Regions from separate parts of the Homo sapiens genome. Here region 1 is linked to region 2. Evidence: chromatin loops called from intact Hi-C (ENCODE). Cell type or tissue: IMR-90. All regions are shown on one strand. Each heading gives the region's core, and the rest is flanking DNA. Links, peaks and the distances in the headings are about the cores only.

Evidence for each region. A loop is a pair of places that touch in the nucleus more often than their neighbours do. Peaks named below come from ENCODE experiments on the same cell type or tissue, not always from the same donor. Only the 100,000 strongest peaks of a DNase experiment are listed, where the experiment ranks them.
Region 1: it touches region 2 in a loop (7-fold over the local background); 4 of 110 quality-filtered maps call a loop at or near these places.

What each region holds. Positions count from the first base shown.
Region 1 is chr3:47,591,253-47,594,160 of GRCh38, reverse strand. The region is part of intron 26 of SMARCC1 (SWI/SNF related BAF chromatin remodeling complex subunit C1); the gene reads left to right. Among named protein-coding and RNA genes, the nearest start is that of CSPG5, 14 kb to the right of the region's middle. In IMR-90, for the core only: no CTCF peak of the experiment used is centred there; no DNase peak of the experiment used is centred there; H3K27ac peaks cover 350 bases.
Region 2 is chr3:47,520,981-47,523,888 of GRCh38, reverse strand. No RefSeq gene overlaps it. Among named protein-coding and RNA genes, the nearest start is that of ELP6, 8.7 kb to the right of the region's middle. RefSeq lists an enhancer at 1,264-1,453. In IMR-90, for the core only: a CTCF peak has its summit at 1,614 (motif pointing left); a DNase peak (open chromatin) is centred at 1,578.

The sequences.
Region 1 (2,908 bases), core at 190-2,689, 70 kb before region 2:
GGAGTTTCATTCTTGTTGCCCAGGCTAGGGTGTAATGGTGCAATCTTGGCTCACTGCAACCTCCACCTCCCGGGTTCAAGCAGTTCTCCTGCCTCAGCCTCTCAAGTAGCTGAGATTACAGGTGCATGCCACTAAGCCCAGCTAATTTTTGTATTTTTAGTAGAAATGGGGTTTCACCATGTTGGTCAGGCTGGTCACGAACTCCTGACCTCAGGTGATCCACCCACCTTGGCCTCGCAAAGTGCTGGGAATACAGGTGTGAGCCACTGTGCCCAGCCCCTTATTCCTAATTCTCATACCTCATTGTAGTTCTCTTCATTGACACCCCTGAAGTAAGGGGCTCCTCTCTCAGGTTCTTAGATCAAGGAACAGCCACTGGAGATAGGCAGGGTGTGGTTTGAAGCTTTGTATGTCTTTGTTTAGATAGACCTCTTTCTATAGTGACAGAGAGTCTGTATTTGAATTATCTTCAGTACTGCTTTGTGTATTGTAATTTGGTCCAATCTCCAAATTTTTCAAGATTAAGCATTCTTATTTCTAGCTGTCTCAGTACTGTCTTCTAACCTATATTCAGTTTCATAGTTGTCCTTACATAGATAGTAAAGTCCCTAGATTTAAAGAAAAACTACATTGATTCTCTTTTTCTTATTCTGTAGAGAATATAATTTGTCCTACATAAAAAAATTTCAGGCCAGGCGCGGTGGCTCACGCCTGTAATCCCAGCACTTTGGGCGGCCGAGGCGGGCAGATCACTTGAGGTCAGGAGTTCAATACCAGCCTGGGCAACATGGTGCAACGCTGTCTCTACAGAAAATGCAAAAATTATCCGGGTATGGTGGCGCACACCTGTAATCCCGGGTACTCGGGCGGCTGAGGCAGAAGAATTGCTTGAACCCAGGAGGCGGAGGTTGCAGTGAGCCAGGATCGCGACACAGCGAGATTCTGTCTCAAAAAAGAAAAAAAAAAAATTAAAGCCTTGATTGTTTCCATTAAACTATTCTTCTTAATTTATTACTCTTTAAAACCAAGACTACGGCCAGGTGCGGTGGCTCACACCTGCAAACCCAGCACTTTGGGAGCCTGAGGTGGGTGGATCACTTGAGGTCAGGAGTTCAAGATCAGCTTGGCCAACATAGTGAAACCCCGTCTCTACTAAAAATAAAAAATAAAAAAAAGAGCCAGGCATGGTGGTGCACACCTGTAGTCCCAACTACTTAGGAGGCTGAGTCAGGAGAATCCTTTGAACCCAAGAAGCAGAGGTTCCAGTGAGCTGAAATCGTGTTACTGCACTCTAGCTTGGGTGACAGAGCTAGACTCTGTCTCAAAAAAAAAAAAAAACAAGACTACCAGCCTGGGAAACGTAGTGAGACCCCATCTCTACAAAAAATTTAAAAATTAGCCAGGCATGGTGGTGCTCACCTGTAGTTCCAGCTACTTGAGAGGCTGAGGCAGGGGGATCGCTTGAGTTTATGTGGTTGAGGTTGCAGTGAACTGAGCTGTGATTGCACCACTGCACTCCAAACTGAGTAGAAAATGAGACTCTGTCTCAACAAAACAAAACAAGCCCAGCAGCCAAATCGCTTGGTTTAAGAACTAGTGAATGTTTACCATCATATCCAAAGCAGGGATCGCCTACAGCCTAGGTTGAAATCTGGCTCATCAATTGTTTTTCATACAGGTTGTAAGCTAAGAGTGGTTTTTATAGTTTAAATGGTTGGAGGAGGATATCAAAAGAAGAATAATGTTTTATGTCTCATGAAAAATTTGTGAAATTAACCTTTTAGGGTTCATAAATAAAGATGTATTTATTAGAACACAGCCACGTCCATTTGTTGTGTATCATCTGTGACTGCCTTCATGCTTACTTTGCAGAGTTGAATAGTTGTGACACAGACCATATGGCTGGCAAAGACTAAAATATTTACTATCTGGCTCTTTATAGAAAAAGTTGGCTAAACATTCTAAAGGGTCAGAAGGCTCATTGTGAAACTGAATACAGGAGGTATTTTAGTGTTCTTCAGTGTTCAATACTGCTTTCTGTATTTTAATTGCCAGTTAGCTATCAAATGGTCCCATCTCCACATTTTTCAAGATCAAGCTTTCTTATTTCTAGCTGTCTTGGTACTGTGTTCTAACCTATATTCAGTTTCATACAGTTGTCCTTACATAGATAGTAAAGCCCCTGGATTTAAAGAAAAAAACTACATTGATTCTCATATGATTCTCATCTCTCAAATGATTCTGTTAGTGTTCATGTCCCTCAGTATTGAACAACAGTATTGAATACTGTAGGGTTTTCTGTCACTAATTAGAAAACAATAGGAAGAGTGGCTCACGCCTGTAATCCCAGCACTTTGGGAGGCTGAGGCAGTCTTACTGCCTGAGCTCAGGAGTTCAAGACCAGCCTGGGCAACATGGCAAAACCCCATCTCTACTAAAAATACAAAAAAAATAGCTGGGCGTGGTGGTGGGCACCTGTAATCCCAGCTACTTGGGAGGCTGAGGCACGAAAATTGCTTGAACCCAGGAGGCAGAGGTTGCAATGAGCTAAGGTCATGCCACTGCACTCCAGCCTAGGCAACACAGTGAGACTGTCAAAAAAAAAAGAAAGAAACAAACAAAAGGAAAGGAAGGGAAAAGGAAAGGGAGAAAACAGTAGGAAGAGATGGAGCTGTCTTTGTTTTCCCTTATGAGTCTATCAGGCCAGTGCTTCATAGTGGGCTCTTAGGAATGATTTTTTTTTTTTTTTTAAATGAACCATACATGAGGCTTTTAATGGGAGAAATATTTGTGGACAGGAATTGGGGATTCAAATCAGAATCCCCTTTTAATGGTGATTTCACAGTAATAATACCCTTTCAGGCAAACCTTCCCTGTAAGCCATGGAGCACAATCTGGACTGAATTGT
Region 2 (2,908 bases), core at 104-2,603:
CACCCCTTCTGAGGCAGCCAGTGCTGTGGCTTCAGTGGCTGGTCTAAAACATGCACTGGCGGCCAGGTGCCGTGGCTCACTCCTGTAATCCCAGCACTTTGGGAGGCTGAGGCAGGCAGATAACCTGAGGTCATGTATCCCTAGCATCTAGAAGAATACCTCTGATACAGTAGGTGCCAAAAAATGTGAGGAATGAGACAAGGACCTATGGTATAGCTGGAGAAAGATGTGCTTGCAAGAGGGTCACAAAAGATGACAAAAGAGTGTATTTAGCCTTGCTTCCCCAAAGGCTGAGCTGAGTGGAGGTCCTTTATGAGGAAGGAAACCCCAGCTGGGAGTGAGGCAGAAGTAGGAGAGGCCTGGGCAGGCAAGAGTTGTCAAAGTGGAGGAGCTGGCTGGCGTCTGGGAAAAGCCAGCAGAGTGTCTCCCAGAGCTGTACACATGCCAGACAGGTGACTGGAACAACTTTCTTTTTATTTATTCATTTTGAGACAGGTTCTTGTCCTGCTGCCCAAGCTGGAGTGCAGTGGTGCAGTCATGGCTCATGGCAGCCTCAACTTCCTAGTCTCAAGTGATCCACCAATCTCAGCCTCCTGAGTATCTGGGACCACAGGTGTGCACCACCATGCTCAGCTAATTTAATTTTTTGTAGAGATAGTGTCTCACTATGTTGCCCAGGCTGGTCTCAAACTCCTTGCCTCAAGTGATCCTCCTGCCTCGACCTCCCAAAGTGCTAGAATTACAGGTGTGGGCTCTTCAGAGGCATTTACTGAGATGGAATATGAGGCCAACACCTGTGGAAGGAAGGAGGCGGAAGCAGGATGGGGCAGGAGAACTTGAACAGTGATGGGCACCCAACAAAGTCTTGGAGAAGTTAGACAGTCGGACAGAGTCTCACATGAGATGGAAATGGCCAGTTCTTTATAGCCCCTGCTTTGCTCAGTCACCAGATGAAGGCTGCCTTAGGAAGGGTGTGACCTCAGGTGAGGCTGTATGCAGCCGTGCTGGGCCCTGCAGGAACAGAGAGCTGGAGGGTGTCTGGTGACTGCTCTTCCCCTGGGTCCTGCTGAAAGGGATGTGGTGGTGCCGTCTGTGTGTACTTACAAGGGTGTGCTCAGGGAAGGCCTGAAGGAGTTCAAGGAAGCGTGCTCTGCAGACACCTGGGGGAATAGCTCATAAACAAAGGGAACAGAAGCACATGGCCCCTGAGTGTGCCCGTCTCTGAGGCCTGGAATAACAGCGCGGAGCCTGGTGGTGCCACAGTGAGTGGGGAACGGGTAAGGATTCCAAGCAGCCAGGGCTGTGAGGCCACTGTAGGACTCTGGCTTGCACTCTGATCTGCAGAGGAGCTGTGAAGGGATGAGGGCAGTGGGGACATTCCTTAAGTCAGGACAGCCTGAAGCAGGAGAGCCCATGAAGACTACCACTGGGCTCCAGAGAGATGAGCTAAGGGCAGGCTGGGGCAGGGGCAGCAGAGAGATTGCCAGATGCACGGCAGATTCCGACCTCTGAGGACTGTCTGCGGTGAGCTCTGCCCACGTGCTGGCCATTGCAACTGTTTCCAGCACTCAGGACTTATGACTAAGAGCTTTAGCCAGTGTCTGCTGCCCTCTGGTGGGTGTGCTGGAGATAACCCAAGGCTGCTTCCCGCTTTTTTCTTTTGTCAACAGTTTATGGGTTCTACAGGTTCACCTTCAACTTTGTGGTATGAAAACTCTCTAGACTGGGCGTGGTGGCTCACACCTGTAATCTCAGCACTTTGGGAGGCTGAGATGGGAGGATCGCTTGAGCCCAGGAGTTCGAGACCAGCCTGGGCAATATGGCAAAACTCCATCACTATTATTATTATTATTATTTTTTTTTTTTGAGATGAAGTCTTGCTCTGTTGCCCAGGCTGGAGTGCAGTGGCGTGATTTTGGCTCACTGCAACCTTCAATCCCCAGGTTCAAGCAATTCTCGTGTCTTAGCCTCTTGAGTAGCTGGGACTACAGGCGCACACCACCACACCTGGCTGATTTTTGTATTTTTAGTAGAGACGGGGTTTCACCATGTTGGCCAGGCTGGTTTCGAACTCCTGACCTCAAGTGATCCGCCTGCTTCAGCCTCCTCAAGTGCTGGGATTACAGGTGTGAGCCACCACACCTGGCCCTTATCTCTATTATTAAAAAACAAAACAAAAACACAACCTCTTGTCACAGATGATAGAGGTGTCAGACAACAACCTATTGATGAGGCAGCAAGTCATCAACTGAGAGACAGGGAGGCACAGGGAGCCATAGTGTCCATGCAGCAGCGCGGGGACTGGGGCTGGCAGGGCCCGTGCTGTTTTCTAGAAGTGAGGGTCACCAGCACCTGGAAGAGAAGTGGGGCTACAGGATGCATCCAGGACGGGGAGCTGCAGAGCAGGTGCCATTCCCAGGAGGCCAACAAGATGAAGATGTTGAGGGTGCCTGCAAGAGAACTCTGAGTTCAAGGATAGTTCATAGATTCCTGCTAGGGATGGAAGGAAATGGAGCTAATGGAAAGAAAATGCAGATGATGAAGGCCTGTAGATCCAAAAGAAGCTGAATATATGGCGAACTGAGGGCGTGATGGGGACTGTGGACAGAAGGAGCTATGGGAACTGCAGAGCCATCGGAAGTGTGGCTGCCCTCGTGGCTGCTGGAACCCAGGCACCTGTGCTCACCCCTGCTGCCTCTGCTGAGACCGTCGCTGCCTGCTGCAGCCCAGTCACCCACTACTGATGCTGACCCTGCCAGGGGAGTGATCATGAACAGAAAAATTCCTTCTTCCTGCCTTCCAGTCTCCTTCCAGTGTCTCCCTGACAGAGCTGCATTAGAAACCAGCTGGAAAAGCAGTCTGGAAGATTTAGTTTACAAGCTTCCAGCCCACTTCAATACAGAGGAGA